Regions from separate parts of the Homo sapiens genome. Here region 1 is linked to region 2. A link is a loop called in an ENCODE intact Hi-C map of the cell type or tissue named here. Cell type or tissue: GM12878. All regions are shown on one strand. Each heading gives the region's core, and the rest is flanking DNA. Links, peaks and the distances in the headings are about the cores only.

What was found. A loop is a pair of places that touch in the nucleus more often than their neighbours do. Peaks named below come from ENCODE experiments on the same cell type or tissue, not always from the same donor. Only the 100,000 strongest peaks of a DNase experiment are listed, where the experiment ranks them.
Region 1: it touches region 2 in a loop (3-fold over the local background); 1 of 110 quality-filtered maps calls a loop at or near these places.

Annotation. Positions count from the first base shown.
Region 1 is chr4:105,188,349-105,196,371 of GRCh38, forward strand. It overlaps TET2 (tet methylcytosine dioxygenase 2), which reads left to right. Exons shown (of 11, transcript NM_001127208.3): 2 at 2,012-2,157. The region is part of intron 2 of TET2-AS1 (TET2 antisense RNA 1); the gene reads right to left. Among named protein-coding and RNA genes, the nearest start is that of TET2, 45 kb to the left of the region's middle. In GM12878, for the core only: no CTCF peak of the experiment used is centred there; a DNase peak (open chromatin) is centred at 3,623; H3K4me3 peaks cover 705 bases; H3K27ac peaks cover 3,164 bases.
Region 2 is chr4:104,865,645-104,873,667 of GRCh38, forward strand. No RefSeq gene overlaps it. Among named protein-coding and RNA genes, the nearest start is that of TET2, 280 kb to the right of the region's middle. RefSeq lists a silencer at 5,426-5,475. In GM12878, for the core only: no CTCF peak of the experiment used is centred there; DNase peaks (open chromatin) are centred at 1,275, 3,497 and 5,417; H3K4me3 peaks cover 1,262 bases; H3K27ac peaks cover 2,960 bases.

The DNA.
Region 1 (8,023 bases), core at 1,555-6,554, 320 kb after region 2:
TGCCAGGGGCTGGGAGGAGGAGCAAATGGGAAGTTATTGTTTAATGAGTATAGAATTTCTGTTTAGGAAGATGAAAAAGTTCTGGAGATGGGTGGCAGTGATGGTTGCACAGCAATGTGAATGTACTTAATGCCACAGAATAGTATACTTAAATATGGTTTGAATGGCAAACTTTGTTACATACATTTTATCACAATTAAAAAGTTTGAAATGAATATCCAAAGAAGCATTATTTATGAGGCTAAAAGTGGAAGTAACCCAAAAGTTCATCATTGATAGCTAAAGGAAACATGGCATATCAAAACAGTAGAATATTAGTCATACAAAGGAATAAAGTACAGACACATGCTGCAATACAGATGCACCTTAAAAACATTACACTAAGTGAAAGAAACCAGACGTAAAAGGCCAAATTTTGTATGGTTTTATATATATAAAGTCGTTCAAAATAGGAAAACCCATAAAGACTGAAAGTTGATTAGTGGTCACCAAGGCCCGGGGGAGGAATGAATGAAAACTGGCTCCTAATGGGTACTGGGTTTTTTGGGGCGAGGGGGACAGAGTGATGAAAATATTGTAGAATTTGATAGTAATGATAGGTGAGAGTGGCATAATTTTTTTTAATATACTAAAACCCACTGACTCATATACTTTACAAGGATGTATTTTATGGTATGTGAATTATATCTCAAAACACCCCTTAAATTTTAACGTATGGCTTTTATGATGCCATGTTTCTAAAGAAGCAACGTGTCCCAGTCTCAGCTTACTATTTCTAGGCATGTGACTTTGAGAAAAAATTAAGAGACCTCCCTTCTTACTCTGTAAAATGGGAATAATAATAATGATGATAATGATAATAATAATGATCTTACCAGATTTTTTTGAGTGTTAAATGAGGTAACATATGTAGTGCATCTAGCATAGTGTCTGGCATTTACCAAGAACCCCGGGAACCTGAGCTTCAACTGCTTCTGATACTATTCCAGATACTATTTCAGGATATTCCAATACTGTTTCCATATATTCAGGACAATGGACCAACTCCTTTAGCCATTTTATCAAAACTCTTTAGATTCTGTTTCAAATCGGTCTTTCCAAAGTCTTCTTGTGCTCCTTTGTAGACACTCTTCAGTCAGAGAGAGCTTTTTAATCTCCTCCAATTTGCTGCAGCTGTATCTGTGCCTCAAAACAACGCTTTCTCCCCATTCCTCTTTTCTCTCTGCCCTTGGAACTCTGTGGACTTCTCTCATGTTTTTAACCTACTCCCTTTTATCAGTGCATGTCATCTCCACTTATTTGTAGCACCCAATATTTTTACTACATCTTTGACCAATTAAGTCTTACTTGGGTTATGTTTTTAAAGTAGGTATCTTATTAGGTGGTCCTTTTAAAGTATATGTCCAGTCTCTCCAGCTAAATTAAAACCCTTGAGCACAGAGACCACATGTTATAATGTTTTACCTTTTCCATAGCACTTAGCATGTTACCTTGACATGGCATATACTGAATGAATGCTTGCTATTTATGAGTTTAGTTAGTGCCACATCTCATGAAGTACAGGGACTTAATGATTCTCAATCCTGACTTCATCTTACAGTCACCTGGAGAATAAAGTTTCCTCTTAGCTCAACAAGTCAGAATCTCTGAGCAAAATCCTCAACTTCTTACCTAGGTGATACTCTTGTAAGCCACACTGTGAACCACTGGATTCAACAGATGAAGTAATATAAGCCACTGGCTCTTAAGCCTCATTGATTATTGCGGTGAAGATGTGAAGACTAAAGATGCTTTGGGCATGGCAAAGTGTTCTACAGATATTAGAATTGTTATTATGGTACATTTGAGAGTGTCATTGCTTTGAGAAAGATTCTCTAAGTTTTTTAACAGCCACACTGTAATGGAAATATCCAATTATAGGTATCCAAAACCTTTTAAACTCTTTATATCAGGTGTATATACCCTGTTCCTTTTTGCTAACTTAAAAATGTTCAAACTCTGTCTTCTCTAGGCTGGCAAACATTCAGCAGCACACCCTCTCAAGATTGTTTACTTGCCTTTGCTCCTGTTGAGTTACAACGCTTGGAAGCAGGAGATGGGCTCAGCAGCAGCCAATAGGACATGATCCAGGAAGAGCAGTAAGGGACTGAGCTGCTGGTAAGACAGTGGAGACAGTTGACACTTGTTTGTCAAGTATGAATTTATTCCTAATGTAATGGTAATCTCTCTCCCAAACTTCAACTTCAAGTTACCCTGCACCCTCTCAAATACTTTTCTTTATTGTCTATGCTTAGGACACATGGATTAGATTGTTAAGATTTGTGAATTTACTAAAGTTGTGTACTGACTTATGTATAGCTGTATTTTTCTGGAGAAAGATAGATTTTTATCAATTCTCAATGTCTATGGAGTTTTTAAAAAGAGGTAAGGATTATTCAAATGTAACTATAAACATAAGAAAATGTGATATCTATAACCAGTTGTTAGAGTATTTATCGCCTCCATTTTGCTTCACTTGTAGCCACTTCGTCTCAATCTTGTTAAGGACCAAATAAATGGTATTTGTGGTTACTTGCTGATCTGAAAAGTGAGTACCTCCTGCACCTGGCTAGTCAGTCTTGTGACAATTTGGTGCCATAGAACTAGCAGAGAACTAAATTATGGAATGGCAGATCTCAGGAGCAGCTATGTGATTTTACATACGGTTTGTTTTTAATGGATAGAGACAGAGTCTGGCTATGTTGCCCAGGCTGCTCTGAAACTCCTGGGTTCAAGCCATCATCCTGCCTTAGCCTCTTAAGGAGCTGGGATTACAGGTGCATGCCCCCAGGCCCAGTTCATATGATTTTCTGAAAATACAAAAGAAAGAGGGAGATACAAAATACTTTTTTAATCATGTTCTTATAATTATCTTAATAAAAATCAATTTGCTCTGAATGCCATGACCTGCTGAGTGTCCCAACCTAAGGGTTGTCAGACCATTTTCTCATATATGCATGTATAGAAGTAGGGAACTAATATATTTTTGTCTAAAATGTTTAAGATGAAGATGAGAATGAATTCTACAATATATAATTTTGCCTGAACTATATAAGACAGTTAAAATTATAGAGACATTGCAGGAGAGACTCTGGATTAGATAGAAAAAAGGAAGAATTAGGCTTTTTTTTTGTCTATAATCCTTTTAGTAGGTAATTCAGCTTCAGTTTCACTAAATCTTGTTTATGCATTCAGCATAACAAATCTTCTAATAAGCCTGTATAGCTCTAATCTCTGCCTTACTGCAGACACCTGAGGATATAAGTATCCACTCTGCCACTTGATACTTCTCAGAGACTGTTCTGGTGCTGAGAAATCCTTTCCAGTGTGTCCTCAGTTGAACTCCCATGATTCCTGGATGTTGCCATTTTCAAGACACAGGGCAAGCGCATCTGTCTAGATTACCTCTCTACCTTGGGAATTTTAAGTCACTCTGTGAGGGAAAGAGAACTCAGTATAGTAGTAACTCTCAGAATGAAAATTTTCCCCTTGCATGTTAATATTTTTAGAGTAATCATTGTCACTGAAAATAGACTTCCTCTTTCCCCTCTCATGCTGGAAAATCTTAGGTAATTATGAATAAAGCATTCTTTACTTTTCCCCTCCTCCCTTGATGATTGCTTTACCTCACTCTGTGAGAACTGTGACTACTCATTCTGCTCTTGTCTTTTACATGAGAACTGAGAGCGCATTTTTAAGATGGAATTTTCCTCCTTAATGAAGTCATAACATTAGTCAGAAGATTTTCTCTTCTTGAACGTTAAGCCTGGGTAAGGAATAAAGTGCAGAAGTTTATGGAAAATTATAAGATAACTTAAAAAAAAAACGAAGACAACAAATTAAAATATTAGCCATTGAGGGAAAAGGTTTTACAGGTAGCTCTCTGAGGAGTTCTTCCCTCATATCTCCTCAAAAATCTTGTTTTGCATTTAATTTTTTACAGTTGGATAAGCTCAGCCCTTGACATATTTTCAATAGCAAATAAGCCTAGAGTTTATTTTTAGTACATTTATTAGGAATGTGTTCTTGGGAAAATTATTTAACCTCTGTAAGCCCTGCTTTAAATGGCAAAGAAGAAAGTAGGTAATAATAGATAATAACAGGATTATTTTATGCATTACCTGTACATTGCCCAACATATAGTAAGTTCTCAATTTTATATTGGTATTTGTTTTATTATTAACCACTTTTATTAATGTTGCTTTTAGTTTTTGAAATATGAATTCATTCAAAAATATTTCTTGAGCACCTGCCAAATACCAGGCACTCTTCTAGGAACTAGAGTGGCATTAATGAGTAAGAGGCAAAAATCTCTTCCCTTGTTGAGCTTAGAATCCATTAGAGTAAGAGACAGACACATACAAAATAAAATGTATAATATAGTAAATACCAAGAAGTGCTAAGTTTTAAAAATGTAAAGCAGAAAAAGGAAATTGAGTGGCAGGGTTAGGTAGTAATTGAAGATATAGTAGTCAAGTAAGGCAGCTTCAAGAGAAGATTATGTCTTAAATAAAAATCTGATAAAGATATAAAAACAAGCCATGAAGTTATCTGAAGGAATTGCAGGTAGTGGAGAACAGCCAAAAGACCTGGAGTAGTAAAAGGTTTTATGCAGAGTGATTTAAAAAGAATCACAGTATCTTATACATCAGTAAATATTTACACATACACTTAAGTAAGTGATATGGACAAGAACTTTGGAAGTTGAATAGCAAGGTCCATCTGGACTATAACAGAGGAGGCTTCACAAAGGAAGGTGACAGGGCATGGCCTGGATCCTGAAGGACAGGAAGAATTGGGATCGATAACAAAGAATGACATCCCAGTGGAGAGAAGTGGAGGGGAAACAGCATGAAATGGAGTGAAATAAGAATGTTGGCCTTTAGGGCAGGAATGGGCCAGGCAGAGGGCAAGTGGGAAGCAGGAAAAAGGCGACCTTGTATAAAGTTCATGTTGGCAAATAGAGAGAAGATGGGAAAGCAGGGTAAGGCCAAATTTAGTAAAATCCTAAAGTCAAGCTAAAGATTATTGCATGCTATCCTGAAAATATTGGGGAATAATTAGAGCAGATGAGTAGAAAGGTGAATTCTTGTATTTAGCTATATCATTATTTTTACAAATTTAAACAAATAAGGAAATGGAGGCAGTAGTTGGAGTAATTTAGGAGATAAATTGAAAATGGATTTTGTTAAGAGAGAAGGGAAGATAGATTTTATATATTTTAAGGAAAAATCATGAGGATTTATTTGCTGACTGCACGTAAGAGATAAAAGAGAGGAGTCAAAGATTTCTCTAAAATTTTCAAAATGATTAATTACGTGTTGGTATTAAAAGAAATAGGGAAGTTGGGACATATGAGTTTGAATTCAGCATGAGTCAGTTAAGACAATCAGATGCAGATATTCTTAAGGCAACTAAAGTTCATTTGATATTTGTCATATAGGCTGAATTAAGTTTCTAAGAGCTGTTTTTACTATGCATTAAATCCGTGTAATACTAACATAGTACAAAAGTTGTTTGCTATCCAAATTTTGTATTTTTATAATAAGTTGGAGAGACAGAGAATCAAAAAATTATTGATTTGGAACCATTAGACATCAGCTAGTCCAATTAGTTCATTTTGTGGAAGGAAAAAGGATACCCAGAGATGTTACATGACTTTATAGCCATGCCTCTAGCTAGTATCTAACTTGGTCTAGCCCAGGTCTCCATACTGAGACTCTCCTCCTGCTAATAAAAAAATAATAAAAAAGTATTAGTGGTTTGTATTTTGCTGGCTTGCTTGTGGAGAATAGGATTAGAAGGTTTGACTTGCCTGTTAGCACTCTCTTGTAGCCATTTTTCTAATTAACATACACATTTTACCCTTTCTCATGAAACAGATCTAACTTGTTTAGAAGCTTCAGTCTTCTTGATTTAATTAATCACTTTCTCCCACCTTTAGTCATTGTTGAAGTTTCCTGATTTACAATGTTATCTTTTTATCTTTTCAGTAGTATAAGGAGGAATGATATTTCTACTGTTGTACTATTTTTCTGTTTATCTTTCAGAAGAAAAATAGCTTTTCTTATTGGCCCAAAAAACCATCACCCTACAGGAAATAAATCACACTCTTTGCTTGATTTTCCTGATCTGGCTACTGATTTCTCTTCAAATTTAAGCCAATACTTAGACTTTAAGACTTCATTGTTACTTCCTTACAGGTCATTCTTATGAACTAAAATCCATAGTCATTGTTCTAGCAAGCCTGAGCAGTTTATTCTTTGAGTCACAGGATTATAAAAGAAAAAATAGACCTTAGAGATCATAATACAGTGCTCTTCAAACTGTACTCTTCAATTTTTCTACTACTTATCAGTTGTTTTTTATTCTAATAAAATATAATTACCTAGCAAGTGAGCAGACATGTATTTACAGTAGCTTTACAATTCTTTATACACTTCTTTACTCTCTCCATTACACATGCCACATGGTATGATACAAGTCATAACTCAACTATGTGAAAGCAAAACCACTCTTATACATGGTGTCTTGCATATATATTAAGGCCCAGAGTGGTATCAGTAGTCTCTGTGTCCCAAGAGACTGAATTAAACAAGACTGTTGACCTTCTTGTGGCATTTATCTGACAACCTTGGCAATCCCTAAATTCACAAATAGCTGTATAGCATTTTTTGCATTTAATGCATATCCACATATGATGTGTCCTTTGATTTTAGAACAAGTAAAGCATGCTAAAATAGACTGCACCTTATGAAAGTCATTTTCACTATTCTTGTGTTTCAGTTTCCTCATCAAAAGGTGAAATATCAGCTGCCTCTGTTGATCTCAGGATCTTTTAAGTAGAAATGGAAGAGTCTTAGTGAAAACAGTTTGTATTCTGAAAGAAAATTGCAATGTAAATACAGGCACTAAAAACGTTTATTCATCTTTACAGATGTTAATCTGACCAGACATTTTTCTCAAAATGTGAAAATAGTATGGATTTTCTTAGCTCATTTAATATTGAAAGACTAGAAAAACAAGTAATGATGTTCTAGAAGAATCTATGATCATATAATTACAGTTGTCCTTCAGTATCTGTGGGAGATTGGTTCCAGGACCCCCCATGGATATCAAAATCTGTGGATCCTCAAGTCTCTTATATAAAATAGTGCAGTATTTGCACATGATTTACATATACCCTCCCATATACTTCGAATCATCTCTCGATTATTTATAATACTACAATGTCCATGCTATGTAAGTAGTTATTACACTGTATTGTTTAGGGAATAGTGACAAGAAAATTAATCTGTACATGTTCATTACAAACACAGCAATCCATTTTTTTTCTGAGTATTTTGATCTGTGATTGATTGAATCCACAGATGCTGGAATCCATGAATACCCATGGGGGGCTGACTATAATGTTGTCTATGTGCGTAGCAATTTTGTAATTCTCAACCAAGGACACGTATAGTCCTTGAATCTTGGTAGGAGTCTTGGGGACTTTTCTTAAAATATTTTGACCATCTTCTCAAGATCTTGACTCCTACCCCCACTTGTACACGTGCACATACTTGTGCACACTCACACACAATACCCTTCCTTAAGTCCTGCTCACCAGCTTGCTTCCTATTGCATTGAGAGCATTCAACCTGTAGACCAAGAACTTCTACCATATTTTTCCACCTCTACCCCAAAACACAGTTTAGACATATCCATTCTTTTCATTCTTCAGAGTCATCTCACCACTTCCATAAATTATTTCCTAATTGTTCCCTCTGCCTCTGTTCTTTTTTTTTTTTCTGATGATCAGTTCAAAGTACCTCTGTATGCCCATTCTTAAGTGCAAATCTGACCATCTATACCCCTTCTTAATATCCTTTCTTTTATGGATACCCATTTCAGACTTTATTAAAGGAGTGGAAGCTTCCCCCTCCCCACCTCACCACTTGAAGTTTTTGCAATTAGAATGGAGTTTATTTGGTTAATGCAAAAA
Region 2 (8,023 bases), core at 1,029-6,028:
ACCCATACAGGTGACTAGGGTATTAAAGTTGTACTTATAGGGTAATCACTTACTTAACAGCTAGCTGAATAAAACTTGGTATGAGAAGCACATGGAAACTTTAATTATACTTTACACTTTTTTAAAACTATGTCACAAATCAGAATTATAAAAGTTGCAAAATTCATCAAAAAGAAAGGTATGATCATGACAGGGAAAAATCAATACAACAAAAAAATTTAGTAACTTTAAGCCTCAATTCCAGAACCCAGTCACTTTTCCAATATCATTCTTCAGGCTGACCCTATTTCATTTGTGTTTTACCTAGATAATGGCAATTAAGCATTATTTAGCATTCTTTACTTTTAATTCTTCTCTATTGTCATTTCAACTGTAATACATTATCATAATTTAGTCATTATTTAAATGACTTCTTTGATTAGTGGTTTTGGGAAACTTGGCATAATTCAGTGTGAAAAAGTATAATGTGTGTGCTGTAATTATCTTAAACTGGTCAAAATCATTTCAATAAAGACAAAATGTATCCGTCTATTTTCACTCAATTATCCCATATTGTCTGTTTACATGAAATTCCTGACTACTGTACTTAGTAGGGAAAAATAAGAGAAAGCGTGAAGATCTGCTGTAAAAGAGATATTAACCATAAAGTATTGCTCTATTTGAGCATCCTTTATTAGGCACTACTCTGAAATAAATAAATAAATAAATAAATAAATATATATATATATATATATACACACACACACACATACACATATATGTATACACACACTCCTACACGTTTACATTTATCTACATATATCCATAGTATATGTGTATTATATAATGTCGATGGAGAATATGAGTAATATATGATATGTGAATTCATACATAAAGAGGGAGAGAGCCCATAACCGCTCTATCATCTAGCCATGGCAATGTACCTATCTCTTATAGATCTTTTGAATCCCTTTACCTTTTCCATACCCACTCCCACTAACCCCTGACACAATATCACTTGCCTGGACTTGCCTAATAATTGCCTGCTGGGACTGCCTCCCTCTAACCTAACTACCCCATACTAGCTATAACCAATTCACCACAAAGCAGCTAGAGTGCTTCTTTCAAAATGCAAGGCAGGAGGTTTGATTAAGTCACCTACCTTAGAATAAAGATAAATTCTTCATGTGGCCTACAAGGACCTGTATGATCTGCTTTCTACTTATGTCCCCAGCCCCTGCTTCCCATTTGTCTGAGTGTTGTCGGTTTCAATTCACTGTTCTCCTACTCCTGCTTTCACTGTCAGGGACACACCTTGTCACCTATCTGCTTATTCAACTTGCAGATCTCATTTAGGCATCTTCCTTGAGGAAGACTTCTCTGACACCCCAACTGTTTAAAATCCACTCATTACAGCACTTACCTCCCCCTCAGAGTACTTCTCACAGTGGCGGTTTCACACGTTTGTTGATGAACTAATATTTTCTTCCCTTCTAGACTGCTAGCTAAAAGACAGCAGGATGGGTCTGGCTTTGTTCGCCATTATGGACATCTCTAGGATTTAGCAAAGAGGTATGGAGCATAGAAAACATTCATTAAATATTTTTTAATGAATGAATTTAGATTACCTAATTTCATTCATTAAAAAATATTTAATGAACATTTTTATAGCCTTAACCTACCCATCCACTGCCAACCTGTCCTAAATTTATAAATCCTTACTATAAGTTCTTTTGGCAGTTAAGAATAAATAGGCCTCACTTTAAAATGCATAGAAATCTTGTTCTCAGGTTCTAAATCTCCCCAAATATAAAGATAATATTTTAAGGTTTCGGTTAAGAAACATTGGCACCCTTAGTTTTTGTTTACTGCTTTTAGGAAAAACATAAATGTTTGACACAAATATGACTGAAAGCTTGATGCAACTGATTTTAGTTTAATTTTGAGTGGGAATAAGTATATATTCAATATTCATTTTTTGTTATTGCTTCTGTTACTCAATTTCAATATTTATTAAAATAACTAAACACTAATACAATGAAAAGGGCCACCTTGCTATGCAGGTTCAAATGTAAATATTATATTAAGAGGTGGAATAGCTCTGATATTTAAGTTTATTAAATATACCACATGTAAGGTAAAAAATGCATCTAGAATTAGAAAGGAATTTGGAGTCTTTATTTTTTATTATTCTGTGAACACCAGTAGGTATGTAGGATCAAGAATAAAATGGTATTGGGGAACACGTGACCCAGAAGTGACTTCTAATCCCTCTATTTATTTCCCTTTCCTTCCCATGGGGGACCACACACTGGTAAATGTGTAAGTACACTTATTTTTAGCATTTATGAAGGACACTAAAATGTATTACAAATGGATATTAAATTAATCTAGATTACTAGGAGAGGTGTTAACCCAAAGGTATGATTTTCATATCAAAACAAATAATTTTTCTGGTATAAATCCAGTTTATTCCTGAAATAAAACTTGGTCTTCTCATTCACTATTTTCTCCCTCTGGCTTAAAGCTACTCTTTTCTTTCTTATCACCCCTGTCTAATGATGGTTTGCTTTGTGCCATCATACAAGGCTCTTATTCATTATGTCTTATAGAAGGAGTGGATAGACAATTGCTTTTTAAATTTATTATTTTGTAAATTCAGGAGATACTCTTTAACAACATCTATTTTCTCCTATATGTTGTAAAATATACAAAAATGCTAAGACTCACTGTGGATTAATGCAGAAATCTATGACACATAGTTTATACTGTCACTCAATTCCACTAATGACTGAATATTATTACTGAAGGTTTGGTAGCATTTTACATCATTGTAAAGGCAAATCTCTGTTGCCCCTTTCATTCCTATCTATATCCTATCAGCATGCTTAAAAAAAAAGACCCTGGGAAATATAGTGAGATCTCATCTCTACAAATAATAATAATAATGAACAAATTACTAGGTATGGTGGTGCACACTTGTAGTCCCATATACTCAGGAGGCTGAGGCAAGAAGATCACTTGAGCCTAGGAGTTCAAGGCTGAAGTGAGCTATAATCACATGATTGCACTCCAGCCTGGGTGACAGAGTGAGACCTTGTCTGATACATATATGACAAGGTATATATATGTGACATATATATGACAAGGTATATATATGACAAGGTATATATATATGTATATATATATGAGACAAGGTCTCACTCTGTCTCAAAAAAGAAATAAAATGAAACATATGTTTCATCATTTTATTCTTTTCTATAATATTCTAACTTGCTTTTTCTCCAATTATTTCTTTAGTTAATTTAACACGCTTTTCTGAAAAGGGGAAAGTAGACAAAAGGAGTCCTCATGAATTGGAGACTTTCCTTATTACAAACACATGTACCTCCTCTGAAGAAAATATGAAATTTGAATTCGTAAATATGAAAGACGCAAAAATAAAATAGAGAAGTGGAAGTGTCATCTTTGACAATAATAGAAATAGAAATTAACACAAGGGTTTCCTACTGGCAAAGACCAGACTTGAATTGAGTCAGATAATGTATACTCCCATAGTTGGTGAATATTCTGAGCAGTTCTGCCCATGATCATAGAAACCACACCAATAATGTGGAGACTTTTTTCTTTCTTTTCAAAAATAGCAGAACTGTGTGTGTGCTGGGAACTGGGTGAGATGGGATAGGGTGGAGTAGAGAAGGGAAGAATTTGCAGGCTGACTCTCACAATTTCATAAGCAATTTAAAAGGAATTCATGGCAAGACTATGGATGGTTTTCATTACTTCAGCATATATTGAATGTTAAGGTTCTCAAATACTGTGCTTTTCCAAGCTTTATCATGAAGTTTGTTCTAGTTGCTTTTTTCTAATATTAAAGAGGATCATAGCATACGAAGGATCATTAATCTACAAATAAAATCAAATTGTGTCTGCTTAAACCCTTACATGTTATACAGATATAAAGTGGTATTATTTTTGTTACTGTTGTTACTATTATCTAACCAGGAGCCTAGAATTATAAATTTGAAAAGTAAAGACTTATCTTTTAACCTAATTAGTTGCGGTCTATCTCTTATATTCACCTACACAAAAATTACTTCCCAGTTTCCCATATGGATTCAAACTTACTTTCTTGAGGAAATGCTTCCAATATGAATTTCCTTTTCAGTTGAACATACCTTCTCGGGTTTTGGAAATCTGTATTATAGTTACTATGGTCATTTACGTATTGTTTGGCAAGTACTATTTCATGTGTATGTTCTGAATCCTCAACTAAAATATAAACTTGAAGAACAAACAATGAAGTTAAATGTCCAAGGAAAAAGAGTAGCTTGTGATATCAAAAAAGCAAGTTCAACTTCTACTTTCATCATTTCCTATTAGCTTGAAAATGGACAATTTACTTAATCTTCCCAAACCTTAACTTCCTCATTTGTAAAATGTGGAAACCAGTAGTAACTAGCTCATAGACCTTTTATGAGGACTAAATTATTTAATGTATAGATTTAGTTCAGTGTTTGTCACATGATAGGTGTTCAGCAAATATTATTATTATTATTAAATGACTCAGAATTAAACATCTATTTCTTTAGATTCTTCTGTATTCAACCATAGCATCTATTATAGTACTTAATATTTAGTTGGTTCTAATATAGTGTATGGCTTTAAATTTTAAGGACTAAAGATTATTTATTGTTATTACTATTACCAATCTTATTGGCAATATAATTCTTATGAACATAAAATTAGTAGTAAAGTAATAATCTGATTGCAAACACATCATGTGACATTCTTTTGTTTTAATGGATTTATATAAAAATAATTTTTATAAAATTATCTACCTCCTTACCTTAAGAGTTATTAAGAGTAATTAATTTGAGTCATTCCTAGGATGAAAATTGCATGAATGCTGGAGACATGAGATGGTGAATTCTGGGTAAAGAATTCCTAGAGCCTGGTATGGCTTTTGAGTTCTCCAAATTAGATGCCACACAGTTGTTATGTACTAGTCATTCATATATTTAATACATTTTCACTGGACACATTCCATGTGGCAGGCATTTCTCTGAGGGAGAGACATAGTAGAGAACAAGACAGATGTGGTTCTGCTTTCACAGCTTAGAGGGGAGTGCCAATGAACAGGGTCTGCAACGGAGAGAGGGACATGAAATGCTTACAGTTTTCCTAAGTTTGAATATCAAAGTCAGCTTTCAAGAATGATGAAACCATGTTGAACTGATCAGGAGCAAACAAGAAATGCTATGTCACTAGGCTGTATTGAAAACTTGGACCCACCAGCCTATTTTCTATTAATAGTCTTAATATGGATGAAAAAAAATCACTAACCTTTCAGATATTCATTTGGGTGTGGAAGAAGCCTCCTGAAATGAGGAACCAGGAGGGAAGACTCTGAGAGAACAGGTTTCTCACAAACATTTCCTGCTCAGACTTGTTTCAGACAGACTGAAATTTTACAAGAACGGGTTTCTTATTATATCCCTTTTAGCCTCCTGAACTGAAATCAGCTGGCTGTGGATCATTACAAAAGTATCAAGCCTTTTCAAACCTCAAGTAAAAAGAAGAGTTTTATTGAAAGCTTTTTCCTTTAATTCCACCCATATATCTGTAAGTATGTTTCTGCATAACAGATTCTGCATATTTCAGAAGCTTTCTTAATTTGCAGTCTCCCAAAATATGGTTAAGTCAAATCAAATGTCAAATTCAAACACCTGCTACAAATAAACAAGCTTAACAAAAGCTTCTCTGGCTTCCCTGGACACGCTGATCACAAGATTGAACCCACAGCTGAGAGTTAATGAAACATTTTAGAGAGCAATATATTTTAGAGGAAAATCTCCACGGATATTCCTGGGGAGTTAGAGAATTTCCAGGAGTAAGCAATGAAGTCAAATCCTTGCTGTATTAATTTTTTCTTAGTATTTCCAAAGACTCATTTGGGAAAAATGTCAAGAAAGAAAAAATGAGTTTAGCCTGTTCAAAGTTAAGACAGTATGACAATATTTTGGTCCAAAAACACATCCATGACTTCACACAGTTCAGAACCAGGCTAAATTTTCTGCAGAGTTCATAACCAGAGTAAGTTCCTAAGAAGCATCTAGAAATCACTGGCAATTAGAATGTATTTTTACCATTCTTAGAACACATCAGCAAAGCCTCTAGGCCTTTATACTTGCTATGCCTGCACCTAGGATGTTCTTTCCCCATTTCATACATAGTTTGTTTCCTCATTTCATTTAGTCTTAACCCATAACCCTGTCCTTCAAGCCCTCCTTATTCATAGTACCCCATTTCTTCAGTAAGAAGCCTCATCCCTGAGACATTCCTCCTTCACTGACATCCTAATTATGTTTACCACACAATTTTCTTCCTGACCCATTTGCCATTATTTAAATCTTCTAAGCTGTATGTTCTCCTTTAATTCCTACCACCAATTTCATACCTGCCTAGCTTTCCAGCCAACTGTGTGAAGAAAGGGGCAAAAAAGCATGTTGGAAGCAGTAGTGAGGTGATGTGCTTTCTATCTTTTCATCACAATAGTTGGTTCTGATAGGATTCAAGGAATATATTCCAAATGAGAGGTAGGATTCTGCTTCTCTATTAAAGTAAGCCTTTGGTATTCTTACATTTGACATGTGAGATGTTTTATATTTTGCACACCTCCCAAAGATCTATGACAAATTTCTTTTAAAACAAAGTAAAATTAACTTTACCATGAAGAAACATAATATTACCTCAGCCAGATGATCAAGGTTACTATCAACATAAGTCAGATTAATAGTATGTACTGTATTAATCATAAAATGTGATGAGAAGGGCACTTTGCTTCCACTGTCTTCTTGATAACATATAACTCCAGTCTAGCCATGAAAAAATATCATGACAAATTCAAAACAAAGAGAATTCTACAAAATACCCAACCAGCACTCTTCAAAACTGACAGTCAACAAAAACAAGGAAAATCTCAGAAATTGTCACTGCCGGGGGGACCTAAGGAGACATAATGACTGAGCTTAACCTAGTATCATGCATGGGAGCCCAGGATGGAGACATGAGAGAAAAACCAGTGAATTCCAACAAAGTATGGAGTTGATAGTAATGTATCAATGTTGGTTTCTTAGTGGTGACAAAGGTACCATAGTAATGTCCGGTGTTAACAATGGGAGAAACTGGGTGTGGGGTACATAGGAATGCTCTAGACTGTCTTTGCAACTTTTCCGTAAATCTAAAATTGTTCTCAAAAGTTTTTTTAATGAATCTACAATATCCCAATTAAATAAAAGAATATATTAGGAACACTTACAACTAATATCTTTTTGTCCCTTGGGAACTATGTAATAATACTAATAAGAACCATAAAAACTATCATTTATTGAGCACTTACAAAGTGCTGGAAGCATGCTAAGCACAACACATGTTAATTCATTTTATCCATGCAGCAAGCCTAAGCGCTAGGTACTAGTATCACTCTCCTTCTACATATGAAGCAACTGAGACAGAAATAAGTAGGGGTGGGTGGCTGAGTTGCTGATTAATGTTGCTAATCAGGGAAAGGACTGTTAAACAGTGTAAGTTTCACTATATGACGTTTCTCAGATTACATAGCCATACTCAGATATTAGAGAGACTATTTCCCATAGAGGGTGCTGGTTAGAAGATTATAATAGGGTAAACTATTCCTGACAGAGAAAGTACACGGAGAATATAATCAGATTTTCTACTCTAAGGCTTGGGTAGATTGCAACTGCATAGCAGAAGAATACTATACAATTCTGGAATGGGCATATGGCGAGATATTCAGTCCTAGGGATCTCAGGAGTCAGTAATTAAAGATGAACCGGGATTCATATAAGCCGGCTTTTACTTACAAATGTCGATTATATGCCAAAGATATGGAAATGGCTTGCAATAAGAGGACTAGCCAGCCAAGAGCTGCACTCTATTCTGAAGTAGTACTTCAAGAGCCAACCTTGTTTAAAAGCCTGAAAATCAGGAAAATTACCAGAGTCACTTTGGACCATGTCTG